Regions from separate parts of the Homo sapiens genome. Here region 1 is linked to region 2. Evidence: chromatin loops called from intact Hi-C (ENCODE). Cell type or tissue: OCI-LY7. All regions are shown on one strand. Each heading gives the region's core, and the rest is flanking DNA. Links, peaks and the distances in the headings are about the cores only.

Region 1 (15,893 bases), core at 5,161-13,160, 110 kb before region 2:
CCTCCAAAAGTGCTGAGATTACAGGCTTGAGCCACTGCGCCCAGCCCATAATTCGTATTTTTATTCCCTACCGTAGCACTTAGATAAGTGTCTTACCTATATATTCAGTATTTGTTAGATGGAAAAATGAAATAATGTTTCCCACACTGCTTCACCCTTTCTGACCGTCATGTTCCATCTTCAGGACGATATCAGTAGGGAAAAGAGAGAGAAAGAATCCTAACCACTTAACTATTTTGATTCCATCAATAATTTTGCTACAACATTTTAGAGAGAAAGTTCTGAAATATCTACATAAAGTGAGGAATTCAAACCATCTAGGAATTTTACCCATCATTTCTTTATTCCCTACCTGTACAGGTAAATAGGAGTTAAACTACAGAATCACTTACCTAGTTATTGGTAGAGAAAAAAAACTGTCTATCTTTCTGTTTTTTTTTTTTTTCAAAGGAAGCTGTGGTACAATATGAACAATATGAGCAAGAAATGAAACATCTCCAGCAACTGATAGAAGGAGCTCACAGAGAGATTGAGGATAAACCTGTTGCCACCAGTAACATACAGGAGCTGCAGGCTCAGATTTCTCGGCATGAGGTGAGAGGAATGTAGGCGAAATACCGAGGGCAGGAAACTGGCTTGATTAGAGTATATGTTTGGTTTCTAGAGAATGGAAGAGAACAGTTTCCCCTGTCCTGCACTTAATGTGTTCAACTCTTGAGAGGCCTCTTTGGCTATCTAAGCATTGTGAGTGCCGTTTTTGTTGATTCAGTAACACGTGCGTTCCCCTTGATTCCATAACCTCTCTACACGTTGTTCGTATTATATCCTTTGGGACCCACTGATTATCATCTCCTGCACCCAGAATTCTCACAGTTAATACACTAAAACACAGTCCATACCCTGTTTTTAATGCCTACGAGAAACAGCAACGCTTAAAGCTTTGCTGCATTGATCTCTGTCTTGGTGGCTCACTCCTGTAATCCCAGCACTTTGGGAGGCCAAGATGGGTGGATCATGAGGTCAGGAGATGGAGACCATCCTGGACAACATGGTGAAACCCCGTCTCTACTAAAAATACAAAAATTAGCTGGGTGTGGTGGCATGCGCCTGTAATCCCAGCTACTTCGGAGGTTGAGGCAGGAGAAGCACTTGAACCCAGGATGCAGAGGTTGCAGTGAGCCAAGATCGCGCCACTGCACTCCAACCTGGCGACAGAGTGAGACTCAGTCTCAAACAAACAAACAAACAAGACTTAATATTTTAAACATTTTCTTCTTTGACATATTAGTCATTTCAGTTCCTCTCCCCAAAATCAGAGGATGGTCCAGGTTGTTTACTTTGCTAATTTTCAGATTGGGCCAGCTAACATGTGCCTCGTTTTCAAATGTTCTTTCCTTGTTCCTTTGGCATCATTATGACCTTAGGACTTGACCACTCCTTGTGCAGTCCCTGTCCCAGACATCATAGTCCTTGAGTGATTGAGCTTAGCAGGGAATTTCCTTTCCTGACCTGTCAATTCCATATAGGTCAAATTCACTCTTTCCCTTGGGGGCTGGTTCATAGCACTGTGAATTTTGGTAAATAACTGGGAGAAGGTTGTCTTATTTTTTCTGTACTAAGGATAGAGTATATGGAATATATCCTTCCATATGCTCTATTTTAACTTTGTCATGAGAAAAATGAACAATTTTTCCAAACCACTCACATTGAGATTCTCAAAAGATTCAAGGTATTGCTTTGTAAGGATGAAAAATCTCACCCTCTTCTCCAAATGCAATTAATTATTTAATTTCTTGACATCTACAAACATTAATAATTTTCATTTATATATGACTTACAAAATCATTTAAATATCCCATCTACATTTACTCCAACAACTGTAGACATCATCTATGTTAATGATTTTTCTTACACAATGGTTAAATGAAAGTGTTATGTAGATTTTTGAAACCACTGTTTATGTAGGTCTATATGTTAGACTATATATTACATATTTATTTTGAAACGATTTTTAATCCCATCTAGGAAGATCCAAAATTTTGTTGTAACAACTCTTCTATCATGGTACAGATATTTTTAAAATCTTTTCTGGAGTAATAATTGTTATTACTACTAAACTTTTTTGTTGTACGGTTTTTCTTCCCCAAGAAACTTGTGCTTTTTTTTTTTTTTTTTTTTTGAGACACAGTCTTGCTGTATCATCCAAGCTAGAGTGCAGTGGCAAGATCATGGCTCACAGTGGGATCATGGCTTATTGCAGTCTGTACCTACTGGGTTCAGGCAGTCCTCCCACCTCAGCCTCCAAGTATTTGGGACTACGAGCATGTACCACTACCTCAGGCTAGTTTTTGCATTTTTTTTTTTTGTAGAGTAGAGACAGAGTTTCGCCATGTTATCCAGGTTGGTCTCAAACTCCTGGGCTCAAGTGATATGCCTGCCTCAGCCTCCCAAAGTGCTAGAATAAAAGATATGAGTCACCATGCCCAGCCAGCTTTATGTTTTTTAAAGTAACTTACAAAATTTTACATCACTTTTTTATACCAACTCTATGAGGTATTTATTTATTTATTTATTTATTTATTTATTTATTTATTTTTTAGATGGAGTCTCGCTCTGTTGCCCAGGCTGGAGTGCAGTGGTGCAATCTTGGCCCACTGCAACTTCCACCTCCTGGGTTCAGGCGATTCTCCTGCCTCAGGCTCCCGAGTAGCTGGGATTACAGGCGCACATCACCATGCCCTGATAATTTTTGTATTTTTAGTAGAGACGGGGTTTCACCACGTTGGCCAGGCTGGTATTGAACTCCTGACCTCAAGTGATCCATCTACCTTGGCCTCCCAAAGTGTTGGGATTGCAGGAGTGAGCCACCACGACTGGCCGGGGTAAGGATTTTTTTAAAATCATCTTTATTTTACTGACAAAAAAACTGAACTTAGAAAAAATGACTTCCTGAGCTCCTAAATCTAGTAACTGATTGAAATTGGACTCAGTCTCAGTATCTTTGTGTCCAAATTCCGTGATTTTTCTTCCACTGTAACAGAAACTATCTGGGCTACTTAATTAAACAAAAGAGAATAATGAAGTCCCAGGAAAATAAATGAGTCCCCCAAGGTCACAGAGTGAACTCAGCTCAGTCAGCAGTGGACTATGTCTTCCTGACTCTTGGTCCAGTGAGCTGTTTATTTTGTCACATTTTCTTCCACAGTTCTGAACATCCATGTTATGTTTGTTAGTTTTAAACCAACTGTGACTTAGAACACATTTTCATGTAAAAAATGATGCAGTCCTGTGTGAGCTTCATTGTATGTATAAAACAAACACAGGAAGGAAAGTGCTGAGTGGAGAAAGCTTAACTGATGATAACATACAAATTGGGAAGAGGGTTTCTGCCTGTATTTTCTGTCTTGTTTTAATTGAATCTCAATCTTATGGTGAATCTAGTTTTCTTACAAATAACTTTAAAAATAACTGATCATTTATTTATGCCTAAGGAATTCAAACTTTTAAAAATAATTTTTCGGCCAGGTGTGGTGGCTCACACTTGTAATCCCAGTACTTTTCGGAGGCCAAGGCGGGCAGATCACAAGGTCAGGAGTTTGAGACCAGCCTGGCCAATATGGTGAAACCCCGTCTCTACTAAAAATACAAAAATTAGCCTGGGTGGTGACGGGTGTCTGTAGTCTCAGCTACTCGGGAGGCTGAGACAGGAGAATCGCTTGAACCTGGGAGGTGGAGGTTGCAGTGAGCCAAGATTGTGTCACTGCACTCCAGCCTGGGCAACAGAGAGAGACTCTGTCTCAAAAAATAATAATAATAATACTTTTTCAAAAGTTGCATTTAATTTGAAAAAAATCATCCTGCCACTTTTAAATCATAGGAGAGGATACTCACACCTCTTTTCTTTCCGCCTGATGCGGAAAGCCTGCTCATGAATACCAGAGACTGGCCACAGAGGGCTGCTTGTCTTCTAGCGGCCACTCTACCTGAAATTCCTACCTTTATAAACATTTTCAGAAATTTTATAAAGAGAATGGGTAACATTAAACCAAGTGTTCCATTTTATTTTAGTGGATTTGACCACAGCTTGAATAACCAACCCTCAAAGGTAATGAGATTACAAGAGGTTTACACTTACAGAAGCAAGTCGTAGAGTACTATTTCTCAGTGGAAGTCACGTGCATTGGAGTCACATGGGCTAATTATGAAGTGCAGACTGTCATACACCTGGTAAATCAGAACCTTTGGAAGTGGTGACCAGAGTTGCATTTTTTAAAGAAACAATCCAAATGAGTTTTGTACACAATAAGGTTGAGAATTGCAGCTTAAGAAATGGTCACTTGCTGTCAGTGTGGGCACATCTTTGCAGGATACTGTAGCAGGGAGCTGTGCCCAGCCATGTGATTACAAAGGGTGGAAGGCCTAATACTAACTCTGTCTACTTCATAAAGATTCCTCAAATTGCCGGGCATGGTGGCTCACGCCTGTAATCTCAGCACTTTGGGAGGCCAAGGCAGGCAAATCACTTGAGATCAGGAGTTCGAGACCAGCTTGGCCAACATGTCCCTACTAAAAATACAAAAATTAGCTGGGCATGGTGGCGCGTGCCTATAATTCCAGCTACTTGGGAGGCTGAGGCAAGAGAATGGCTTGAACCCCGGAGATGGAGGTTGCAGTGAGCCGAGATTGCGCCACTGCACTCCAGCCTGGGTGACAGAGCGAGACTCCATCTCAAAAATAAAATAAAATAAAATAATAAAAAAGATTCCTTCAATTTTTGTATAATGGCAAACCATTGTGCGAAAGCTTGGTGACTTGAAATTCAAGGAGTCCAGTAATCTGCTAGAGCTCTTTTCTAGTATTAACTAGTTGCAGTAAATGTCATTTATTGAGTACCCACGTGCTAGCCACTAGACAAGATATAGTAAATAGCTATTCAATCACTGTTTTTAAAAATCCTATTAGGTTTAATTAACTGCATCCCCAGAGGTAAAGAAGCAATGATGTCTACTTTTTAAATCCTTGTTTTAAAAATTCCTATACTATTAGGAGTCAAGAAGACTGACTGCCTGCTGGCTGAGTTCTGCTGGACTGTTTTTTGCTCCACTCGGCTTCAGTTGGGCAGGAAGAAACAAACAAAACAACAATAATAACAAAATGTGTGTGTGTGTGTGTGTGTGTGCATGTGCACACGTGTTTTGCATACAGTCAGCCCTCCATATCCATAAGTTCTGCATCCATGAATTCAACCAATCATGGATGGAAAATATTTGAGGAGCAAAAAGGATGGTTGCATCTCTGCATGTTGATCTTCTTTTCTTGTCATTATTCCCTAAATTGTACAGTATAACACCTATTTATAATGCATAGCATCTACATTGTATTAGGTATTATTAGTAATCTAGAGATGATTTAAAGTATTTGGGAAGATGTGCATAGGTTATATGCAAATACTATGCCATTTTACATCAGAAACTGGAATATCTGTGAATTTTGTATCTAAGAGGGTTCCTAGAACCAACGCCCCTCAGTTACTGAGGGATGACTATGTGTACATATGTGTGTGTGCATGTGTATATGTGTGTGTATATATATGAATGTATGTGTATGTATGTACACAATTATTTTAAAGACATTACAATTTAATATTTTTGTCACAAAATGTGTTCTTTTTTTTTTTTTTGAGACAGAGTCTCACTCTGTTGCCCAGGCTGGAGTACAGTGGCACAATCTTGGCTCACTGCAACCTCCATCTCCCGGGTTCAAGCAATTTCTGGCTAATTTTTGTATTTTTAGTAGAGACAGGGTTTCACCATGTTGGCCAGGCTGGTCTTGAACTCCTGATCTCAAGTGATCCCCTCGTCTCAGCCTCACAAAGTGCTAGGATTACAGGCATGAGCCACTGCACCCGGCCCACAAAATGTGTTCTATGTGCACAATAAATGACAGCCTCTGAAACAAAGAAGCCAAAAAAAAAAAAAAAAAAAGAATAATAGTTTTGTACTTTTAGGAATCATGTTTTGAAATATGTATTTTCGTTTTTTAAAGATGCAATAAAGTATAATTTTAATATTTGATACTTAAAATATTTAAGCAAGAAAGTAAAACTTTAATATTTTAGAATTACCATACTCCTAAAATGAATCTATAGTTACCTTTTTAAGGGTTATGTGCTATCCAGATTATATTTCCAATAAGCTCTTAATAAAATATTTAAAACCTCTATCTCTCATAATATATTTTTTCATTCTTGTCTGCTCAAAAACAAAAACAAAAAAACAATTATTTTTTCAAAAGCAAGTGAAATTAAAAGACACTAAATCCGAATTGCATTTCAAGTTTAAAGTTCTAGTTAAAGCCTCAGCAACATTTGAGACATGATGAAGTGAGCAAGAAAAAATTTGATGAATATACAAAATTTTTTTGGGGGGTCAATCTGCATTAAAAATTGGGATTTCCATATGCAATATCTAGCCTATCTAAAAAAAATTCTTAGAGACATAGGAACAGACAGGCTATTGAGTATGTGACCCTATGTAAAATAAATGACTGTCATCTCTGTTGAATGTACTCAGTAGGGTAAGAGCTGAGCCTTGCATTTTTTTTGGTGTGGTTTTAGCCATCACATGACCTAATTTCCATGGCAGGAACCATCTGGTAAATTTCAGATGCTTTCTGCTTTTAAAGAGAGTTGTCAGTTCCTAATGTTGCGGAAGTTCATGATTCCATATGGGGCCTCTCGCGATTAGAAACCACTCATTCGGCCTCATCCCCTCATTTCTCCTTTTGTACCGACGCGGGGACGCGGGCTCGGGCACTTTGGCTGTGCCTGCGCCGCGCCGCGCAGCCTGCGGTCTGGCTCGGTAGCGAGATGCAGGAGGACTCGCCGCCTACACATCCTGCCTCCCGGGCCCGCGCGGCTCTGCGCGCTCATTGGCTCGCCCTGCAGGAAGATGAACGCTACTACTTCTGTTTCCTTTTGATGCTGCTCTGACACCCCGGTGGGGGAAATGTTTCCTCAGGAGCTGGCGCAGAAAATTAAGGGCTACCAGGAGCAGATCGCTTCTTTGAATTCCAAGTGCAAGATGCTGACGATGAAAGCCAAGCACGCCACCATGCTGCTGACGGTGACCGAGGTCGAGGGGCTGGCGGAAGGGACAGAGGACCTGGATGGGGAGCTCCTCCCCACGCCTTCGGCCCACCCCTCTGTGGTCATGGTAAGGATCCAGTGGGTCCCCGCGGCTTTGCTCTTTGACTGGAGCCTGGCGAGTGGCTCCATGTTCCCTCTCCGTGGCTGATTTCAGGGACCAGCCTTCGATCTTGCAGATTCAGAGGGAGGAACAGATTCCTTAAGTCTCTTTGACTACCGTTGGGCCGGGCCAATCTTTGACACTGTAAACAATGACAGTTAAAATGAAACTATGTGCTCGAGACAGCTGAATTACTTAACATGTCAGAGGTCTACCCTGTATTTGTTTATAATTTCGCAATAATACTGAGAGGCTCTGAGCTTTAAACAATAATTTACTTGCACAGTGTTTTAGTTGTCTGGGGGATGGGAAATTCATGGCATATATATTTAGTTGTGGTCTCCACGCTAACTAGCTAACTACATATGTGCATGTACTCTACTGTATAAATGTGTAATACAATTTAGAAGAACAGCTATTGTTAGAAAAATATGAAAACAGACCGTCTAAAGCTTGGCTTTGGATTAAAATAAATCAACTTTGTTATTTTCTATTCTGCACCACTATTTTCCTATACACTTGCCATCTAAAATGCATTGAGTATTTTGGTGACTATAATGTTTCCCAGTGCTGTGTGTTTTCCCTTATATGTGCTGTGCCTCAGGTAATGAGTAACCATACCTGAGCCCATTTGGCAATAACAGTACTTTGGGTGCATTTATCTTCCTACCATATTTGAAACTTGAGATGTCCACAAAAGACCAAGCTTTATTTCACAGACCTTTTCTCATTTGTATGATTCGTGATTTTTCCAGTTATTTATAAAGCCACAAACTCTCCAAAGAAAGGAAAATAATGAAGTATTTAATCAACAACAAAACTTCAATGTCATATGCACCCCCATCCCTGATTGTTTTACAAATGATTACTAGCATCATATTCTCTTGAAGACAGAACTTTTAAATACTAACACAGGATTAATATGTGAATTCGGGTCCCAGTAATTTTAACCTTCGTTTTATAATTAACTCTGTTTTGGCCTGTGCCTGAACAGGACTTATGTTAACATAGCTAATTGATTTTCATGTCCTTTGGGCTACATTTTACGTGGCAGATGACTGCAGGTCGCTGTCACACTTTGCTGTCACCGGTCACTGAGGAGTCTGGGGAGGAGGGAACCAACAGTGAGATTTCCTCTCCACCTGCCTGTCGCTCCCCTTCACCTGTGGCTAATACAGATGCTTCTGTTAACCAGGTACCTCCCAGTTGGCATTCCTCTAGCAATAATCTCTGGGCAGATGCAGGACTCCATTCTCTGTTTCCATTAGATCGTGGGTATGAATCTCAGACTTTGTTGCATTTGGTTCCAGGGACACACTATTAGGTGTTATAGTTGCACAAACTATGATTGTCATGTGTCTCAGTATGTCATCTCCTCTCCTGGGCTACAGAAAGTGGGATGAACAAAAATTAGGTCATGGGAATGATAGCCCAGAAGGCTCTGTTTTAAGACATTATGGCCTTAGTTTCCAGCAATCATCTGGAATGGGGTTCTGCATCCAACAGAAAATAAAAGATGTGTGTCACCATTGTAAAATAACGTGATTCGATGGCTTTATAACATGCATTGAAAATAGTGCTGGCATTTACCAGCTCAGATTTTGAAGACAGGAAACTTCCATTTATTATGTCAGACTTCTTCTTTATTTGCAACTTGTGTACCAATGTAAGGAATGTCTGCCATATTTATACTAGAATGCCTACTAGATTTGAGTGTTTAACTTATCTTTCAATAATCTTAAATTTTATTTTCTATAAAATGGGGAAAATAAAATAACCATTTAGTTATAAGAAGCCTTTTACCATGTATTAAATGTAGATAATACTAAATTAAATGTCAAAAAGCTTTTATGTCAAATGTTAGATAGAAATCAAAAATATGCCTTTATAGTAACCAAAGACTTTTAATGCATGTTAAGTAATACTTTATTTTTTAGTGAAGACAACTAAAAAATGTAAACTATTCTATGAAATTACATTTTTTCAAAGAAGTTGATATGTATTATTAAGGGAGAAGCATTAAACAGAGCAAATGTTTTATAACCTGTATTATAATTCAATTATATTACTTTTATTTTAAAGCAGAAGCATTCAGACTGTCATAGGATTTCTGTGATAAAGAGAATCCCCCCTCATTAAAAAAAAAAAGGAACATCAAGGTGATGAAACCTTTAGTTAATACACTTACACTGTTCTCTTGGTAAAAATCAGGATAGCTCTAGGGAAATTATCAACTCATCCATTTGTCAAGTACATTCTGACACCTGCTCAGCGTGAAACCTTGTGTTGGTTCCTGAGGATGCAGCTGAGAAGGAGTCAGCATGGCCCTACCTGCAAGGCCCTGACAGTCTAGAGAGAAAGGCAGACATGGGACAGATAATAACAATGTGATCAGAGGAAACTAAAAACAGCAACATAAAAGGAGAAGTTCAGGGAGCCGTGGGGAATTTGGGAAAGTGTTTTTCAAATTCTCATTTTAAAATATGTATTACTCATTCTTTGATGATTTGTCCTTCCCTATGGTTACAGATGTTATTACAGAAATTAAGCTATAGTCGGCTGATTATTATATAGAAAAAATTGTTCTATTTAATATGGTTTAGGTTCTCAAATTTTTCAAACTGAATAATAAATACTTATTTGAGACTTTGTGGAAAAAATATACCTTTTCTAAAACTGTAAATCTCCATGCTACTTCTTGTAAAGTGTCAAAGGATACATGAAAGTGCCCTAAAAATGATGAAACATGCAAATATTTCTATTATTATTTCTTGACATTAACCACAAAGCTTCATCAGGTCCTAAAACTCAGTGAGATTAGGCTTTGTTTTAATTCTTCCCCTCTCCCCTAGTCACAGGAAAACATCAATTAAATTGCATTGTTAATCTAAAATACTTACATGTGATGCTGCAAAGTAGGGGAAAATGCCTTTACTTAGATTAAGACACACAGCTTTACTCTGAGGGAGCTGTTAAAAAGGAAATGTATTATGCTTGGTGTTCATCAAACAAATCAACCCCATCATTACGGCCACATGTTATTTTTGTATAGTAATGTCAGTTAGAAGACAATGAAAAAATATGACACCATGACCGGTGATGCACTGGATTTATAAAATTGTCTCTTGAAACTGAGGAGGACATGTAGGATCCCCTTAAGTTTCAGTTTTCAGATTAAAAACCCTGAGTTTTGTGCACAGAATGTGTACAGCTGTTTCAGGGAGCAGCCAAATAGAACTGCTTTATAAAATCACAGTTGTTAAAAAAAAAAAAGGTTTTGTGCCTGCTGTTCCTGCAAGTAGATCTCCGTTATATAACTACCTGGTCCCACTCACAGTGTATTCTGTCTCTGACAGTAGCTATTAGCTAAAATGTAATAACAGTTTAGCTTACTTGAAGGTAGAAATACCGAGGCATTCCTAGATTTTGCTGTAGGCTTCTTGATTCCCCTTAGAAGCAAGCCAAGGCTTAGACTCTGCAGAAGAGTTGAGGGAGGAATACATTTGAAAAGAGGGAGCAAGAGTGTAATGGGAAAATCATTGGCCTTCAAGTTAAAAGCTCACACTGAGTTGCAGCTCTTTCTCCTCTAAGCTGAGTGCACCTGGGAAGTCCCTTGATACCCTCATTTGTAAGTGAGAAGCAATACTACTTAATTCACAGCATTGTGAAAATGAAATGTGACATGAATCGTGAAAGTGCTTTTTAAACTAGAAAATACTGATCAAATAGTAGCTACAGTTGTCCAAATTTATTTCCTTAGGAATCTACTCATAAGTCTTATAACTTAGGCACATAAGCAATGAGAAACGTATTTGTAACAGTGACTCCTCACTACATCAAGTATTGACTTTAGTAGTTATTTATAGTACTGAGTGATTTATTTTAATTCAATTTATGTATGTACCTCAAATAAATAGAAATTATTCATCTATAAAAGGTGACATATTTTCAAATCCTTTTAAGAAACCAGGAGTTGTCATTCATATCTGTAGGCATGAGCCACGTGCGCGCGCACACACACACACACACACACACACACACACACACACACACAGAGTGAGACTGCCAGAAAAAAATTATTTGTAATAAATTTATTTTATTCTAGCTCTTTTGGGAGCCTTCTGTATTTATAATAGAGTATCTAATGTAAAATGTTTACACCATTTAAAGGCATTCCTGCTTTTCCTTATGGACAGTAATAGTATTACTTTACATGTATATAAAATAATAGAATTTATATAAGTGCATTTACAAGCATGATTTATTATGAACATATAGGCCTGCCTGTTATTTGCCAAACACTCCACAATGTGCTCAGGATGAAGACGAAAAGCAGTGACCCAGACAGCCCTTAGGGAGCTTACAGTGTGTGTGAGGACAGGCAAATGCTTACAAGAGAAGGTGGCAGGTAGTGTGGCCGAGGGCAGTACAGTGTTGTGGGAGGGCCTAGAGAAGGCACCTAAACTGGCTGGAGTCAGGCAGAGGTCAAGGATGGCCCCCTTTAGTTTTAAGGGAGGAGCACAGTTAGGCAGTTGGAGTGCAGTTGGGTCGTGTGAGATGAAGATTTTCAGGCAGAAGAAACCACCTGTTGGAAGCTGTGGAGGCGGGAAGCAAAATGGCCCATCCAGGCAACTGCAAATAGTTTCAGTGTAATTGGAGAAACATTGGAGGAGGAGGAGAGGGGGAAATGAGACTGAGAGGGATATGGGAACCACATCATGGAGGCCCTGAATGCCACAGGAAGGAATTTCAGCTTCCTCCAGAAGCTAATATTTAACCACTGAGGGAATTTAATGAGAAGCTGTGTACAGAACTGATACTTCTGGATCAATGTGGACAGGAGAATAGAAGTGTGCAAATTCAGAGCCAGGGGAGCTGTTAGAAACAGAAGTTACACAGTCTCATGCTTGGTCCACCCTGGTGATAAAAATGAGAGAAACAGGCCAGGAGGGACTACAGAGGCCAGGAGGGACTACAGAGGCCTGGACAGCTCCTGCTCCACATAAATGAGGCAATGTCTCCTCTGTTAGCATTACTTTAACAAAGACACAGGGCCCAGTGTTACCATACCTTGTGGTTTGCAAAACAAGCTACGAATGTGAATTTTAATGAAATCTCTCTATCTTCATGAAGAGAGATTTTAAACAATTTAAAACATTGTATAAGCCACACTAAATATGTGCAGGTCAGAGGCAGCCCACAGGCTGCCAGTTTGCAACCTTTGAGTTAGGAAGCTGTTACTGTAATGAGAACTTGAACCAAGGCTGTGGCCAGGATATGCATCGTTAGCACTCCATCCTCCCATAAGCAGTGGATGTTAAGGGGGAGGAGAAATCAGGAATAAATCCCAAGTTTATAGCTTAGGTGAGAAGACATTCCATTTATTGCAAGATGGATAATACTTCATTGTTTTTTCCTAAATTGGTTCCTTTTGGAAATGTTGACTTTGAAGAGCCTACAGGATATGCATGAACATCTGGATATGTGAGTCTGGAGCTTATCAATTCACCAATATTGGCGAGTGAGTGGAAAACAAACTATAAAAGAGAAAGAGTGAATGACTAGAAAGCTGGGAGGAGAACAGAGAGATTTTTTAGAAAGTGTTTCCGGAAAGGGTTTGTCAGTGCTATTGAATGCTAGAGGTCTGGCAAGGGAAGGGATGAAAATTCATCATTTTTTGTCAAAGAGAAGAAGCTGGTGAGAGCAAGCTCTGCAGTCATCAGGATCAAAGTCCAAACTGGAATTTAGAAGTGGATCGAGGGTGAGAAAGTCCCATGAAAATCACCCTTTCAGAAGTTGGATTATGAAATGAAAGGGAGAAAACAAAGAAATTAGGATGGAGCCTGTGTGTGCAAGTGCATTCACGTGTGACGATCCGTCACATTGTGAACTGTGGACTTTTTAGAAAATGTGATATCCTTCAAGAAAACAAATAAAAGAAACAGTGCGTGCAGGTGTTTTTGGATGGAAGAGAGAAAGTCAACAAAGCCAGAGAGGATGTTAATAGACCAAGATCCTTGAAAAAGCAGTTTATGGGATTCTCAGAGTCTGTGGGAGAGTCAGGTTTAAGCAGTGAAACTGGAAAGCATAAGATAAGGGTGAGTGTGAATATACATAGACTTTTGAAAATTTGAGAAGTTGCAGTATCTCCTTGACAGCTTGGATTGCATGTGTATGTGTGTGTGTGCGTGTTTGTGTGTGTATGTGTGTGTGTGTGTGTCAGTAACACACACACATGCATAAATGACTCTGGATTGAGTCATGTTTGCGGGTTTCCAAGTGGATGAAGTAAAGGTTAAAAGAGCAAGAGAAACAAGAGTCTTGGCAAGAAAGGGGTTTAAGTAACTTCAGACATAACTACAAGTCCAGCTGAGCGATGACAGCATACAAGGGTGTGGAGGACTGAAGTGGGGTGGGAGTGAGTGAGGATCAATGGATCTAAAGCTATTAAGGACATGAAGAGTAATCCACTCAAGACAGTGACAGGGTTAGGAATAAAGAGGAAGCAGTCTCCATGTTCCAATATCATCAATAAATGTTGGGGACTCATCTGGAGACCTCAGGAACAACAACAAAATGGGTAGAAGCTGTCATAGTCACTCAAATATTATTTCATATAATCCTCAATCCCACCCAAGATTGGACCAATGAGTGAACCAGTGTGCAAGATATAAGTTATTTGCTCCAATTATATAGCTACACAAGAGGAGAATTTCGCTAGAATCTCAGCTGTCCCAGTCTGAATTCATTCTACCGCATGACACTGCTACATTTGTTTCTCAGACGGCTGGAGCCTTCTTCAATACTTTTTACCAATACATGATTCTCAATAAGACTCAGGTATTTTAAGCTGACATAATTCCCTTCAACAGTACAACTGCAAAAGCAATGAACTTTATAATAGCAATTACTCCCCCAATTAAATTTCTACTGAAATACAGATAAATAACCATAGAAACAGTTAAAAACCATCTTTACTATATCTCTTGATATATCTTTACTATATCTCTTGATATAGTAAATTTTATCAGTACAAATAAAATATGTAATGTTATAATAGGTTTAAAAAATTTGAAAGCATGATATTTCATCATTCACTTTGTTTTTTTTGTGTGTATACTTTTAGGAAATGCATAGAAAACCTTTATATTATTTGTTTCTTAGAGTAGTGGTAACTTCCCCATTACATTTTTCTTATTTAATATCAAAATATTTAAATTAATTCAGCAAATGATGAACCCACAGATAGTGAAGATCTGGCTGCATCTGTAGATTTAATTTTATTTAAGTCAAGTAGTTTTTAAATTATTTAAAACTTTAATGAATACATTCGACAACATTTTAGGAACTAGATCATTAAGATTCTCTTTTTTTGCTATTCTAATCAACCTTTAAATACATGTGTACTGCTTAAATCCTTTGTATTTCCATTTAACAAACATAGAATAAGATTGAGTTTTGGCAACTTGAAATATTGGTAAAGTTGTTTTTTGATATATATAAACCAAAATTCTGAAACAATTACAGTGTGCTTTGATACAGTCTTTACATTTTTCTTGTCACAAGAGTTTACTAATTTACTAGTTTGTAGTGCCCCATGAAAGGTGTAGATCTGAAACCTTTCCTTGACATGACCAACAGTACCCAGAGCATATTAATCTAGACTTTGTCTTTTTGTTTAATTCAATACTGTGCTTTGCACTCACAGGACATTGCATATTACCAAGCCTTGTCTGCTGAGAGGTTGCAGACAGATGCTGCAAAAATTCACCCCAGCACATCCGCATCCCAGGAGTTCTATGAACCGGGATTGGAGCCATCCGCTACTGCCAAACTGGGTGATTTGCAGCGTTCTTGGGAAACCTTAAAGAATGTGGTAAGTCTTCAAGGTGGACTAGTTTATGCCCACCAGACACCAGTAACCTTAGCGATTGTCTTATGAAATACATGCAGAGAGTTTACATATCCAGTCCACAGTTGAGTACCCTATGTTGGGCCACAGAGGTAAAGCACTGAAGAAAGAAATGTTGTAATCTGAAAGATAAGGGGCTGGGAAGCATTTGGTAATATCCCTTTTCTGGTGTAGATCAGTGAGAAGCAGCGCACACTCTATGAAGCTTTGGAACGCCAGCAGAAGTACCAGGACTCCCTCCAGTCCATCTCTACGAAGATGGAGGCCATTGAGCTGAAACTCAGTGAGAGCCCAGAGCCTGGCAGGAGTCCAGAAAGCCAGATGGCTGAACATCAGGTACAAATAGCCATGACTTCAGTTTCCTACTTGATTGAATAAGGCACTGTTGTGACTGGTTGGCCTGTCAGGCATGTGTTTGAGACAGCCAGGTGACTTTTTAAAAATTTTTTAACCTTATCAGTTCTTCCAGAGTAAACAAGGGTCCTAATGGTGGTCATTTCTACTACTGATTCAGGGAGGGATCTGAGAAAAAGAGAGAGAGGGAGAGAGAGAGAGACATGCAGACCTTGAATCTAATTAAAGAAAGCTACATGCATTTATGTTGCTTTTTAACTTTGATTACACAAAATGTGTTTCCTTAGAGTTGCCAAGTTATTTTGATTTTGTTGTGAGCCATTGTTGTAAGAATAAAATATACTCCAAATCTACCTTTTCTCGATATTGTTGTTTTAAGA
Region 2 (15,893 bases), core at 4,792-12,791:
CTCTGCTGCCCAGGCTGGAGTGCAGTGGCGGGATCTTGGCCCACTGCAAGCTCTGCCTCCTGGGTTCATGCCATTCTCCTGCCTCAGCCTCCTGAGTAGCTGGGACTACAGGCACCCACCACCACGCCCGGCTAATTTTTTGTATTTTTTTAGTAGAGACAGGGTTTCACCGTGTTAGTCAGGATGGTTTCGATCTCCTAACCTCATGATCTGCCCACCTTGGCCCCCTAGAGTGCTGGGATTACAGGCGTGAGCTACCGCGCCTGGCCTGTATAAACTATACCTTAAGTAGAAAGATGAAAAGATGAGCTGATCAAAAATAATAACTACAACTTTTCAATATATAGACAAGTATGATAAGATATAAATAAGAAACAACATGGCTGGGCATGGTGGCTCACACCTGTATTCCCAGCACTTTAGGAGGCCAAGGTGGGTGGATCACTTGAGGCCAGGAGTTTGAGACCAACCTGGTCAACATGGCAAAACCCTGTCTCTAACAAAATTATAAAAATTAACCAGGTGGGGTGGCGTGTGCCTGTAGTCCCTGCTACTCGGGAGGCTGAAGCATGAGAATTGCTTGAATCTGGGAGGCAAAGATTGCAGTGAGCTGACAAAGTTAAAGTGTAGAGTTTTTACTAGTTTTCTTTTTGCTTGTTTGTTAGTTTGCTCATTTATGCAATCAGTATTAAGTTGTCATCAGTTTAAAATAATGTGTATTAAGATATTATTTGAAAACATCATGGTAACCTCAAGTCTGAAAACATTCAGTGGATACACAAAAAATAAAAAGCAACAAATTAAAACATACCAACAGTGAAATCACCTTCACTGAAAAGAAGACAGGAAGGAAGGAAGGGGGAGAAGACCATATAAACAACCAGAAAAAAACAAATAATAAAATGGCAGTATTAAGTCCTTACTTATCAATAACAACATTTAATATAAATGAACTAAACTCAGAAGACATTGAGTGACTAAATGGATTAAAAAACATAAGACCCAATGATCTGTTGCCTACAAGAAACACACTTCATCTGTAAAGACACACATACACTGAAAATAAAGGGATGGAAAACGATATTCTATGCAAATGGAAAGCAAAAAGGGCAGGAATAGCTATACTTATATCAGACAAAATAGGTTTCAAGACAAAAACTATAAAAAGACACAAAGAATGTCATTATATGATGAAAAAGGGGTTAATTCAGCCAGAGGATATAACAGAAGTTATAACATTTGTAAATATATATACACCCAACACTGGACCACCCAGATAAATATATAATATATATTTATATGTTTGAGAACAGCCTGGTCAACATGGCAAAACCCAGTCCCTACTAAAAATACAAAAAAATTAGTCGGACATGGTGATGTGCTCCTGTAGTCCCAGCTACTTGAGAGGCTGAGGTGGGAGAATCACTTGAACCCAGGTGGTGGACGTTACAGTGAGCCAAGATCACACCACTGCACTCCAGCCTAGGTGACAGACTGAGACTCTGTCTCAAATAATAATAATAATATACATTTAATTTTTTTCCTTGGTTTTCTGTCACTTATGTATGCTCATGTATCCAGGTATATAAAGCAAATATTATTGGAGCTAAAGAGAGACATTAGACCCAAATACAATAATAGCTGCAGTCTTCAACACCCCACTTTTAGCATTGGAGAGATCATCCAGACAGAAAATAAACAAAAAAACACTGGAGTTAATCTGCACTGCAGACCAAATGGACCTAACAGATATTTACAGAACATTCATCCAACAGCTACAAAATACACATTCTTCTCCCCAGCATATGGATCATTCTCAAGGATAGACTATATGTTAGGCCACAAAACAAGTCTTAAAACATTCAAACAAAAGTGAAATTTTATCAAGTATCTTCTCTGATCATAATGGAATAAAACTAGAAATCAATAGTAAAAAGAATTTTGGAAACTATACAAACACATAGAAATTAAACTATGTGTTTCTGAATGACCAGTGAGTCAATGAAGAGGTTAAAAAGGAAATAGAAAAATTTCTTGAAACAAATGATAATGGAAACACAACATACCAAAACCTACGTAATACAGTGAAAGCAGTACTAAGATGGAAGTTTATAGATACAAGCACCTACATCAAAAAAGAAGAAAAACTTCAAATAAATAACCTAACAATGCATCTTAAAGAATTAGAAAAGCAAGAGCAAACCAAACTCAAAGTTAGTAGAAGAAATAATGGAGCTTAAAGCAGAAATAAATGAAATGGAAATGAAGAAAACAATACAAAAGATCAACAAAATGAAAAGTTTATTTTTTGAAAAGATAAATTGACAAACCATTAGCCAGACTAAGAAAAAAAGAGAAGATCTAAATGAAAAAGGAGACATTACAACCAATACCACAGAAATTTAAAGGATCTTTAGCGGCTTTTATGAGCAACTATATGCCAATAAATTGGGAAACCTAGAAGAAATGGATGATTTCCTAGAGACATACAACCTGCCAAGATTGAACCATGAAGAAATCCAAAAGCAGACCAATAGCAAGTAACAAGATTGAAGCCATAATAAAAAGTCTCCCAGCAAAGAAGCCCAGGACCTGATGGCTTCGCTACTGAATTTTACCAAACATTTAAAGAAGAACTAATACCAATCCTACTCAATCTATTCTGAAAAATAGAGGAGGAGGGAATACTTCCAAACTCATTCTACAAGGCTACTATTACCCTGCTAACAAAACCAGACAAAGACACATCAAAAAAAAAAAAAAAAGGAAAATTATAGAACAATATCTCTGATGAACATTTATGTAAAAATATTCATTAAAATAATAGCAAACTGAATTTAACTGTGCATTAAAAAGATCATTCATCATGACCAAGTGGAATTTATCCCAGGGATGCAATGATGGTTGAACATTCTCAAATTAATCAATGTGTACATCAGATCAACAGAATGAAAGACAAAAGTTATATGATCATTTCTATTGATGCTGAAAAGCATTTGATAAAATTCAACCTTTCCTGATAAAAACCCTCAAAAAACTGAGCATAGAAGAAACATAGCTCAACATAATAAAAGCCATATATGGCAGATCCACAGGTAGCATCATACTGAATAAGGAAAAACTGAAAGCCTTTCCTCTAAGATCTGGAACACAACAAGGATGTCCACTTTCACCACTGTCATTCAACATGTTTTCACTTATGTGTGGGAGTTAAAAATTAAAACAGCTGAACTCATGGAGATAGAGAGTAGAAAGATGGTTACCAGAGCTTGGGAGGGTACATGGAGGCTGCAGGGGTGATGAGGATGGTTAATGGTTACAAAAAATAGAAAAGTATTTGATAGAACAACAAGGCAAATGTAGTCAGTAAGAGTTTAATCATACATTTTTAAATAAATAAAAGGGTATAAATGGATTGTTTGTAACACAAAGGATAAATGCTTCAGGTGATGAATACCATATTTACTTTGCTATCATCTATTAAAATATCTCATATACCCCATATATATGTACACCTACTATGTACCCACAAAAATTAAAAATAAATTTTATTTTCACAAAAGCAACATTCATGATTCATGGGAGGAGGTCAAAATGTCAACATTAACATGTGTTTGGAAGAAGTTGATTCCAGCTGTCGTGGATGACTTTGAGGGGGTTCAAGACTTCAGTGGTGGAGGGAGTAGCTCCAGATGAGGTGGAAACATCAAGAGGACTAGAGTTAGAGATGGAGCCTGAAGATGTGATTGAGTTTCTGCAATCTCATGTTAAAACTTGAATGGATAAGGAGTTGCTTCTTATGGATCAATAAAAAAAGTGGTTTCTTCTGAGACCAGACAAGATTGGGCATGTTTAGGGTGGTATGGCCGTCAACAAGAAAGTGGCTTCTTGAAATGGAATCTACTTCTGGTAAAAATTCTGTGGATATTGTTGAAGTAACAACAAAGGATTTCAAGTATTACATAAACTTAGTTGATAAAGTAGCAGTAGGGTTTGAGAGGATGACTCAAATTTTGAAAAAAGTTCTGTGAGTACAATGCTCTCAAACAGCATCACATGCTACAAGGAAACTTTTGTAAAAGGAAGAGTCATCAGTGCTGCTTAAACTTCATTGTCTTATTTTAAGAAATTGCCAGAGCCACCCTAGCCTTCATCAATCACCACTGGATCAGTCAATGGCCTTTCACGTTGAGCCAAGACCTTCCACCAGCAAGAAGATTATGACTTGCTGAGGCCTCAGATGATCATTAGCATTTTTAAACAATAAAGTATTTTTAAATTAAGGTATGTACATTGGTTTTTTTAGACATATGCTATTGCACATTTTATACACAATAGTATAGTGTAAACATAACTTTTATATGCACTGAGAAACCAAAAAATTTGTGACTCACTTTATTGTGATATATACTTTATTTCAGTGGTCTGGAACCAAATCTGTAATATTGCCATGATGTGCCTCTAGATCCCAAGTTAGATATTTAAATTGAGGGCTATACAAAGGAAATTCTATCAAGAGGGGATTCAAAAACACTTCAGAAATCATTGGCAGGAGATGTCCGTGGGTATTCAAGTTTGTTTTTTTATTTAGGAATTAGAAAATGCAGTTGGGAGCTGGACAGATGACTTGACCCAGTTGAGCCTGCTGAAGGACACCCTCTCTGCCTATATCAGTGCTGATGATATCTCCATTCTTAATGAACGCGTAGAGCTTCTGCAAAGGCAGTGGGAAGAACTATGCCACCAGGTAAGATAAGTTCTAAAAATGGAATTATCTTGATGATGGAAAATTGGGAGATGAATTTGAACGTCAGATGGGTTAACCCACATGTGGACCCGGCCCATAATTCTTAGTACGGACAAAGGAAGAACACTGTGGTTACTACCAGAACATTTCAGATCAATACATTTATATTTTACCACATTTTAGAAAAACCTAAACTGGATTCTTTTTCTTTCACTTTTGCTGGCTGGCATTTTATATATATATATATATATATATATATATATATATTTTTTTTTTTTTTTTTTTTTTTTTTTTGAGACAGAGTCTCACTCTTTTGCCCAGGCTGGAGTGCAGTGGCACAATCTCGGCTCACTGCAAGCTCCACCTCCCAGGTTCACGCCATTCTCCTGCCTCAGCCTCCCAAGTAGCTGGGACTACAGGCACCTGCCACCATGCCCAGCTAATTTTTTGTATTTTTAGTAGGGATGGGGTTTCACCGTGTTAGCCAGGATGGTCTCGATCTCCTGACCTTGTGATTTGTCCGCCTCGCCCTCCCAAAGTGTTGGGATTGCAGGCGTGAGCCACCGTGCCTGGCCGCTGGCATAATATTTTTAAGAGAAAGCACAATGTTATGGTTCACAGATGTGATTTTGCTGGGTAGATATACTTGAAACGTGAAAAACTACTGTTGTATTTGCAACATTAGCTAATACTGTGGAGCTGGTTTTGTTCAGGGAATATTTATTATCACTTTTAATTTACTGTAGTTGTTTCCTGGTAATTTATATTCATTTATTTTTAGTCATACTTTATTCATTTATTAAATACCTTCTATGTGCACAACGTTTTAAAAAAATATCCCAGATTGACTTTGAGTTGGAAATGAAAGGGAAAGATTGGTGGAAAGGCAGCGAGAAGACATCCTAGGCAAAGAGGAAAAACAGATTCAAAGGCTCATAATGAAGAACAGACCCAAATGCCTTGAGGTTATGTTCTCCAGGAAGCAGGGCCCTGTCTTTGTTACTTCTATACCCCGAGTGCCCTGCCTGGCACATAATAGGCTGTGATACATCTCTGTTAAATGGATCAGTCATCTTAATAATTGTGATGTTAACAAACTGTAATAAATGTCCCTATCGTCAAGTTTAAACTTGATCTGAGACTAAAATCAGTCTAGGAGAATGTGTACAGTTAAGAAGAAAACCAGGCATAAACAGGTAAAAACAATGTATAAAACTGTCTAAAGGACCCAGGTGTGGTGGCTTATGACTGTAGTCCCAGCACTTTGGGAGGCTGAGGCGGGTGGATCACCTGAGGTCAGGAGTTCAAGACCAGCCTGGCCAACATGGTGAAACCCTGTCTCTACTAAAAATACAAAAATTAGCCGCGGATGGTGGCGGGTGCCTGTAATCCCAGCTACTTGGGAGGCTGAGGCAGGAAAATCACTTGAACCCAGGAGCCGGAGGTTGCAGTGAGCTGAGATCACACCATTGCACTCCAGCCTGGGCAACAAGAGCGTAACTCCATCTCTCTCTCTCTCTCTCACACACACAAACTGTATAAAGATTTAAGCAAGCTAAGGCTAGTGTGGATGGCAAGGAATAAAGGAAATGTTTCTTGAGATGGATACATTTTGAATTGAGTTTCGAAAAGGGGAGTGGAGGAGACTGATTGATGGGAGGAAGCAAATGAACACTCTGACAAGGTGGCAGTTGGAGCAGAGGAACTGGCTGGAAAAAGCTGGTGTGGGAAGACTGAGGAAGGGGCTGTTGAGAGGGGGCTCTTATGTCCCTACTCTTATGTCCCTGCCAATTGTGCTGCCCTGGGATCTCTTTTGTCTCCCATCCTCCACCCTTTCTCTGACTTTAGAGATGCTTATCCTCATACTTCAGGAACCATTAAACAGAGTTTAAGAGGCTCAGAGCCTCTTGATTGATGTGATATCAACAAGAAGTGTATTTTCAGGAAAATTTCTCTCTGTATATTTAGGTGAAAACCCATGTTTTTCTCAATCCGTGGGCCAACAGAAAACTCTGGAGCACACATGGTAGATGTGTGAGCAGTTTCCTATGAATATATACTTTTTAAAACGGGGGATACATGTATGAGATGGCTTTTACCAACATGTTAATGATTTGAGTTCAAAATGAATTTGGCTACTTTCACAAAGCTTCATTTTCTCAGTGAACACAATGAGGAATTTACATGGATTTACGCATAGAGGGTAGTAATGCTAATCACAACACTTGATTCATTTCTGAATTCTTCAAACTGAAAGCAATACCTTATTATACAGTAAATCATCCTATAATTTTGCAATGTAAAGACTTTATCATGATGTATCAAAATGAAAGATATTTGGTGGGTACAAATTGTGGGAAATTATCACAGCAACCTTCAGTTACGTTTGTGAGCCCATTCATCTGTTTTTCTTAATTTTAGGAGAAGTCTAGCACTACCTGCTCTCTTAATATTTTTTAGCATGTTCGATGAATTGAATTAGACCAGATCTATTGCTTTAGCTAAATGATGCCTGTGAAGCCTTCAGAGAGATAATATTTTAGAGATTGGATCCTGTTTGCTTCAAACATGCCATGAACTTCCCTCCCCAAAGACCTGGATTATGCCACTCTTCCTGCCGACACTGTTTCTTCCCTTCTAATTTTCTTCTTCTTCTTTTTTTTTTTTTTTTTTTTTTTTTTTTTTTTTTTTTTTTGACACAGAGCTGCTCTCTTGTTGCCCAGGCTGGAGTGCAATGGTGTGATCTCGGCTCACCGCAGACTCCACCTCCTGGGTACAAGTGATTCTCTTGCCTCAGCCTCCCGAGTAACTGAGATTACAGGCATGTGCCACCACGCCCTGTAAATTTTGTATTTTTAGTAGAGACAGGGTTTCTCCATGTTGGTCAGGCTGGTCTCCAACTCCCGACCCCAGGTGATCTGCCCACCTCAGCCTCCCAAAGTGCTGAGATGACAGGCGTAAGCCACCGTGCCCGGTCTTCCCTTCTAATTTTCTAACCTGTTTTCTTTTACATTCCACAACTCCTGTGATGTCACTTATGAAATTCTCAGCCCTCAGTATGTTCTTGGTCCTCTGAATTCTTATTTCTCTTTTGGTTGTGCCATTATGTGGCATTGTGTTATTATTCTTTTCAATGTTTGTGACCTCATTCCAAGAATATGAGGACTTTGATATGCAAAGACCATTTCTTTGCATCTTCAGTGTCTAGAGTAGCTAAGTGTTCATGATGTATTGTTTATAATGAAGACATTATGGCATCGATTCTATTTCCTCATACTTACGTTTCTCTTAGTGTAAAATAATGACAAGATTTTGAATATTTTGAAGATTAAGAAGATTATGGTTATGCAATACTTTTTGATTTAGGAAAAGTGTTGTATAAAAATGCCATGGAATTATTGCTATTATTAATTGCTAAAGTAGTCATTCATATGTTGTAAAATTGTTCTCCAGACTTAGATATATCTAGACAGCCATCTGAAAATATATTTCAAAAGCTGATGTTGATCATGCGATATGCTGTAAATAGATTAATAACTTGCACCTGTGAGGAGACTAAGACGTTAAAAAGAAACAGCAAACGGAATACATAGTGTTTTTAGAAACTTTCCATGTTGAAGTGTCTTAATGCTTGAAGCTAAAGCGTACTTACGTTATTAATACTTCAGTCTGAAAAATAATATTTAAACCAATGAGAGTTTAGTCATGGGTTTGATCAAGGTGCCAGGATGTAACTCTAAGGAGGATATAGATTAGTTTCTCGTTCTTGAGTTAGTTGTTTCTGGTGAATTTCTGTCAAGTATGAAACCACAAAAGGAAATGAGCTTGTGCCCATGTCTCATTGTAAAAGTCAAAACTTGAGTTCAACATAACATTATCCCTACTAAGGAGCAAGTAGTCTGTTCCTATTCTGACCAAAGCAGTTGATGAGGAGTCTGGAGTACCTGGGACTGGCGATGAGAATGCGGAATAGAGGCCGTGAGTAAACATTGCAGGGCAGAGTTAATATATTAAAGTATCTGTTTTCAAGTAGACAGCCCAAATGTTTTGTTGTGCCTGTGTACAGCCAGAGCTTATACTTGTTTTTATTCTGTTTTGGTTTGTAGATTTGTGTGTAATTCTAGCTGAAATATAAGTATATGTCATCATCGTAATTGCTCGTTGTTTTGTCAAAACATCATGGTAAAAATATTTCAACCAGAAAAGGATGTATTTCCTGTTGAGCTGCTGCACACTCTGAAGGTTTTAGCTGGTGCTTCTCAGCTGTTGGCAATGCAATGTATTTGTGCCCTTGCAAAAACATAAATAGGTGCTAAGCTGATAAATAATTTGAGGGTTCATCTGAATCCAAAGAAAGAGATGGTAATGTTTACTTAGTATATAGACTAAATACTAGATGTACAAACCAGAAGGAAGATGCCATTGCCCTTATCTTTTGAAAAGCGTTTGGCCTGGGTTTGCACCCAGTGCTTGTAGCCTCACTGTGTCTTTTTTAAGGTGTAGCTCCGTGGTAAGAAAATGAAAGCAACATTTTCATGGTGTGTGATAAACACAAGGGATTTAATATATATTTTATCTATCTATCTATCTATCTATCTATCTATCTATCTATCTATCTATATATGTGTATAATCCAGCTGCTTAGTGGAGATATGGAATACATGAGTGTCAAGGGAGGAAAAAAAATTTAAAACTTAAGTGATGCCCTGTAGTCATGTATAATAGTACTAGTAGCAACAGCATAGTAATGGCCAGCTGTTGTCAGGTCTTTAATATATATCAGTCAATTTCTTTCTTTTTTTTTTTTTTTTTTTGAAACAGAGTTTCACCCTTGTTGCCCAGGCTGGAGTGCAGTGGTGCGATCTTGGCTCACTGCAACCTGTGCCTCCTGGGTTCAAGCAGTTCTACTGCCTCAGCCTCCCAAGTAGCTGGGATTACAGGCACCTGCCACCATGCCCTGCTAATTTTGTATTCTTTTAATAGTGATGTGGTTTCACCATGTTGGCCAGGCTGGTCTCAAACTCCTGACCTCAAGTGATCCACCTGCTTCAGTCTCCGAAAGTGCTGGGATAATAGGCGTGAGCCAGTGCGCCTGGCCATATCAGTCAATTTCTTAAATTACTCTCTTATTTCTCTAATATTACCATATTGATAGGACAGTGCTGGGCACATAGAGACACTTGTTTACTACAGACAATAAACATTTGTTTAATGAATTTTTGGAGCAAACATAAGAATAATTTCCAAATGAAAGGAGTAAGTCGTAGAGAAAATGAGGGACCTTGTCCTGATCATGCAGTTAGTCAGTGATGGATGAACTATTTTTGAATATCAGCTGCCTCTGGATATTTAATCATATTTGCACCCCATGTCAAAGACTCAAACTTTGCTGGTCTTATCTTGTACTGATTCTAAACAAGTGCCCCAAATTTGTCCAACTTTCATATTCCTTGTCTCTGGAATGGGGATAATAATACTTACCTATGAAAGTAATAGGTAATATTTTTCTATTTTGGGACCATCCTCCCTGCAGATATTGGTGAGTAAAGGCCTAGAGTTCATTCTTGGCTTATGGCCAAGATTCGGGGGCAGTGTAAGGAGTTACTTGTTCATCTTCAGTCTGAAGGGCAGGAGTTTCGATTCTTTTTCTTTTTTTTTCTTCTCACTCTGTTGCCCAGGCTGTAGTGCAGTGGTGTGATCTTGGCTCACTGCATCTTCCGCCTCCCGGGCTCAAGCGATTCTCCTGCCTCAGCCTCCCGAGTAGCTGAGATTACAGATGGCTGCCACCACGCCTGGCTAATTTTTGTTTTTTTAGTAGAGGTGGGGTTTCACTATGTTGGCCCGGCTGGTCTTGAACTCTGCCCACCTCGGCCTCCCAAAGTGCTGGGATTACAGGCATGTGCCACCAGGCCCAGCTTCGATTCATAGACAATGATTATTTTGGGCAGTCCAAATAATAAGAGTATAGTTTCAGTTTGGCCATCAATTGAACCGGGATTTTAACTACCAGCCAGACTCCTGACTCTTGCTGCTCTGTGAATGAAAGGGAAAAGGCCGTATTCACCAGAGAGTTCTCAATCTGAGAGATCAGCAGAAGATCAGAGTGCACGCGGCTCTCAGAGCTAGAGGGGTAAGGGGTCCTGGAAGGATTATGTTCTTCAGTGCTATTTGGGGTATGGTGTAAAGTGACAAAATTTGTCCCCAAAACTTTTAAATCTCTGTTTCCTTAGCTTTTTCCATTTCTAGTAGGCCCTACCCCAAGTTCACTGCCCTTTGACTGTTCTGTATTATTCTGCCTCCAAAAACCTCAATGAGAAACTAAATTATACTAATGGGGAAATACTTAGTAGGTTCACCAGTGTCACCCAACCCAGAAAAACTTTTACTTTAAAAGATCATAATTGAATCAAAAGAATAAATTTCTCATGGTGGCCTTTCAAAATTTATGGTAGGTTATGGGGCTCACTCTCTAGGCAACTCACTATGCCTAAGGCTGGCCTTGGGATACGTATCCTGGGCTCCTGGACTAGTGTACAAGGATGTAGAATCACAGATATTTAGTTTTGTGTTATCTGTCTAATCATTAACAGAGCAAATCCAAGACAGAATTGATAACTAGAAAGTGTATAATACCTTAGAAATATTTTCATTTTCATTTTAAAAAGGAAATTTGTTTGAAATACATAAAAAGTAAATGTATTAAGGAAGGAAAATGTCTTAAAACAAAATATAGCAAAATGTTAACAGTTTGAGCCCAGGGAGTATGTAATGAGTGCTTACCATCCAATTCCTTCAGCTTTTCTGTGTCGGAAATGTTTTGTAATAAAATGTTGGGGGTAAAATAAAATCAATAGGGATATGTTTAATGCAGTGGAATGAATAGTGGAATAGCTAGCATTATGAACAAGACTGTGGAAGAACGTCTTCAGACCTTCTTACCAAATCATATTATGTTTTGCCAACGTGTAGTTTAACTCAACTAGAAACATTCCTTAGTATTTCAACCAGCACTATGAACACAAGAGTATTATATTTTGAAATCAGAAAATTTTAGAATTCTGGAAAGGATAATTCTAGACCTAGAGATAGGAAAACAAGCCCATTGTATATATATAATGTATAAGAAACTCTCAGAACTCAGTAATAAAAAGGCAATCTAATTAAAAAGCAGGCAACGGATTTGAGTAGATAATTCTCCAAAGGAGATATACAAATGGCTAAGAAACATGAAGAGTCTCAGTATTGTTAGCCTTTAGGGAAATGCAAATCAAAACCATCATCAGATACCACTTCACATCCATTAGGATGGCTGTAATCAAGTGTTGGTGAAGATGTAGAGAAATTGGAATCCTACTACTGGTGGGAATGTGAAATGGGCAGCCACTTTGGAAAACAATCTATAGTGTTACCATATGACCAAGACATTCTACTCCTAGATAAACACCTAGGAGAAATGAAAACATGTGTTCATACAAACACTTGTGCACAAATGTTTATAACAGCATTATTCAGAATAGGCAAAAAAATGGAAACAACCCAAATAAGATGAGTTGATAAATGCAATGTGGTATATTCATACAATGGAATATAGTCAGCAATAAAGGGAATGAAGTATTGATACATGCTACAATATAGGTGAATCTTTAAAATATGCTAAGTGAAAGAAGCCAGTCATAGAAGACTACATATTGTATGATTCCATGTATATGAAATGTCCAGAATAGGCAAATCCACAGGGACAGAAGGGAGATTAGAACTGGGAGGTAAGTGAGGAGGAGCAGTAGAGTAACTGCTGATGGCTACAAGGTTTTCATTGTTGTGGTGGTGGTCATTGTTGTTTGAGGTGGAGTCTTGCTCTGTCACCCAGGCTGGAACACAGTGACACAATCTCGGCTCACTGCAACCTCTGCCTCCTGGGCCCAAGCGACTCTCCTGCCTCAACTTCCCAAGTAGCTGGGATTACAGGTGTGCGCCACCATACCTGGCTAATTTTTGTATTTTTAATAGAGATGGGGTTTCACCATGTTGGCCACGCAGGTTTCGAACTCCTGACCTCTAGTGATCTGTCCGCCTTGGCCTCCCAAAGTGTTAGGATTCTGCCCGCCTTGGCCTCCCAAAGTGTTAGGATTACAGACGTGAGCCACTGCACCTGGCTTTTTTTTTTTTTTTGGAATGATAAAAATATCCTAAAATTGATGATGGTGGTGATTCACAAATGCTGTGAATATACCCAAAAGCACTGAACTGTACATTTTTAAACAGGTGATTGTATCATATGTGAAATACATCTTAATAAATCTGTCATGCGAAAAAAAAAGAAGGAAAAGAAACAAAATTAAATAAATAAAAATGAAAACTGCAGAGAAGTAGAGGAACTTGCCTGGAGTCCACGTGTCAGTATGGAGCTGAGCCTTGGGGCACCTGCCTCCATTTCAGGCCGCTTCGCTTGGATGCTGCCCGCTTCCTCACTCTCTAGATACCTGAGGCTCATTCTTCCATCCCTTCTTTTCTTCCTTTTCTTCTTCCTTCCCTATTTTTACTCTTTTCTTTCATCTTTCTATTCCTTTTTTCTTTCTTTCCTTTTTTTTCCTCCCTTCTTTACCATCTCTCTTTCCTTTTACTTCCCTTCTTTCCTTTCTTCTTTCCCTACTCTTTTCCATTTCTTCTTTCTTTTTTACATTCACTGGTCATGTATCCTATCTATCCTGAACCAATTGTGTGAAGTTGCATTATCCAGAACCTTTAATAAGCTAATGTGTATGTGAATCTTCAGGAAAGAACTAGAGGATTCAATGTCTCCCACTTTATAATAGCAAATCCTAGACTTCAGGAAACAGTGGGCTAAAAAGATGTATGACTATCATTCATTTTAGTCCTAGTTTATTTGCTATTTTCCTTGGAGTGTGGTCTTCTCTCTGATAATCATTTTGCCTATTCTCCCATTTTAAACTTTTCAGCTCTCCTTAAGGCGGCAGCAAATAGGTGAAAGATTGAATGAATGGGCAGTCTTCAGTGAAAAGAACAAGGAACTCTGTGAGTGGTTGACTCAAATGGAAAGCAAAGTTTCTCAGAATGGAGACATTCTCATTGAAGAAATGATAGAGAAGCTCAAGAAGGTATGGAATGCATGGCTACTTAGGTTTTCATTCTTCATAAGGCTTATGTGTACTTTTCACAGGTACAGAAGGTGGCTTTACTCACAATTACTTTCCTGTCAAAGGAGCAGTATATTTTAAACATTTTATCTTTTTAATATAAAATAAACTTGCAGCTGGGCGCAGTGGCTCACGCCTGTAATCCCAGCACTTTGGGAGGCTGAGGTGGGCAGATCATGAGGTCAGGAGATCAAGACCATCCTGGCCAACATGGTGAAACCCTGTCTCTACTAAAATACAAAACATTAGCCTGGCGTGGTGGTGCGCGCCTGTAGTACCAGCTACTCTAGAGGCTGAGGCAGGGGAATCACTTGAACCCAGAAGGCGGAGATTGCAGTGAGCCGAGATCGTGCCACTGCACTCCAGCCTGGTGACAGAACGAGACTCTGTCTCAAAAAAAAAAAAAAAAAAAAAAAAAAAAAAGGATATCCAGCATAAAATAAACTTGCATAAAAAGGCCTGCTTTACACATAAAATATATAGAATACTTGCAATTTGTGATGAAATAGAGCATCTACTATTCAGTTCAGTATTTGGGGGTCTTAATTACCTGTTCAGTAGGAACCCTTTATATGTATTATTTTTCTTTCCTTTTTTTTTTGTTTTTTGTGTATTTTTTTTTGTTTTAAAAAGGTAAAGCCACTAGAGAGAAACTGAAAGAAAACATTCTTAAGATAAATTGAATTGACATTTTCTCTCTAAAATATGATTTATAGACCACAGATAGGAATTAAGAGTTTCCTGATAATTTTGGCTTCATATTATTTTAAAGGTATGTATATCTTATCAAATTATTTTACATATTCATTTGGATCCAAAACATTTCTGATGTCTATATAAAGCTGATCAAATTTGCTAGCATTTTAAAATTTTTGATGATTTCGGCCGGGTGCGGTGGCTCACGCCTGTAATCCCAGCACTTTGGGAAGTGAGACAGGCAGATCACCAGAGGCCAGGATTTTGAGACCAGCCTGGCCAACACAGTGAAACCCCATCTCTACTAAAAATACAAAATATTAGCCAGGCATGGTGGCACATGCCTGTAGTCCTGGCTACTCAGGAGGCCGAGGCAAGAGAATCACTTGAACCCAGGAGATGGAGGTTGCAGTGAGCCGAGATTGTGCCACTGCACTCCAGCCTGGGTGACAGAGTGACACTCTGTCTCAAAAAAAAAAAAAAAAAAAAAGAATTGGGTGATTTCAGTGTTGTTTCCACAGTGCTTGTGAACAATCAGTGATTTTAATGTTATTTTAATTTGTGCTTCTCATTAGTACATATCACCATCTAATGTACAATGTATTTTTTGTATTTACTTATTCATTGTCCAAATGGAGACCCCACTGATCTGTCAGCTTTCCAGGAGCATGGGCTTTGTCTAATTTTGTTTATTGCTATATCCCCTGCACCTGAAACAGTGCCTAACTTCTCATAAGCACTCAGCCAGTATTTACTGCATTTATTCTGAAAAGAAATATAAATGGTTATTAGGAAAAATTATTTCTATCCATATGCACACATAGAAAATTAAAACATCCAAAGCCAACATGTACTATTAATGATGTTACAAATCTAATGGATTTGCCATTAGATAAGCCTTTATGTATCCAATTTGCTTATCCATTGGATAAATCCAAATGGATAAGCATTTGTTTACTTGATATTGTAAAACTTAAAACTCTTGGCTGAGATGATACAGATTTCATTTTAGCATCTGCTCACGGTTGCCCTTTGCTAAGTTGCTGGGTGTCAGAGAATGCTGTCAGTGCGTGATTCATGCACTATAGGTAGTAGAGTAAAATTTGCTATAGAATAAATTTTGATTAAGTTTGTCTCTATTCTCATTGCTTTTTTTTTACTAAATTTAGGATGTATATTGTGAGAGTGTGGGGAAAAAAACCATCTCTTGAACAATCTATAACCAGAACTTAAAATTTAGAAAAATTTCAGCTTTTCATATAGATAATTTTATTACATTGTTTGGCACAATGTTA

What was found. Hi-C counts contacts between places; a loop is a spot of excess contacts. Peaks named below come from ENCODE experiments on the same cell type or tissue, not always from the same donor. Only the 100,000 strongest peaks of a DNase experiment are listed, where the experiment ranks them.
Region 1: a loop joins it to region 2, with 4 times the contacts of the local background. A loop is called at or near these places in 6 of 110 quality-filtered maps.

What each region holds. Positions count from the first base shown.
Region 1 is chr6:152,293,190-152,309,082 of GRCh38, reverse strand. SYNE1 (spectrin repeat containing nuclear envelope protein 1) reads left to right here. Exons shown (of 146, transcript NM_182961.4): 91 at 451-594; 92 at 7,020-7,214; 93 at 8,302-8,442; 94 at 14,956-15,123; 95 at 15,334-15,495. Among named protein-coding and RNA genes, the nearest start is that of SYNE1-AS1, 79 kb to the left of the region's middle. RefSeq lists enhancers at 6,634-6,703, 6,854-7,253, 7,304-7,353. In OCI-LY7, for the core only: CTCF peaks have their summits at 6,743 and 6,942; DNase peaks (open chromatin) are centred at 6,622, 6,902, 9,542, 10,842 and 2 weaker places; H3K4me3 peaks cover 5,728 bases; H3K27ac peaks cover 5,962 bases.
Region 2 is chr6:152,178,106-152,193,998 of GRCh38, reverse strand. SYNE1 (spectrin repeat containing nuclear envelope protein 1) reads left to right here. Exons shown (of 146, transcript NM_182961.4): 128 at 4,592-4,747; 129 at 13,705-13,863. Among named protein-coding and RNA genes, the nearest start is that of SYNE1-AS1, 190 kb to the left of the region's middle. In OCI-LY7, for the core only: no CTCF peak of the experiment used is centred there; DNase peaks (open chromatin) are centred at 8,528, 8,988 and 10,358; H3K4me3 peaks cover 3,243 bases; H3K27ac peaks cover 3,539 bases.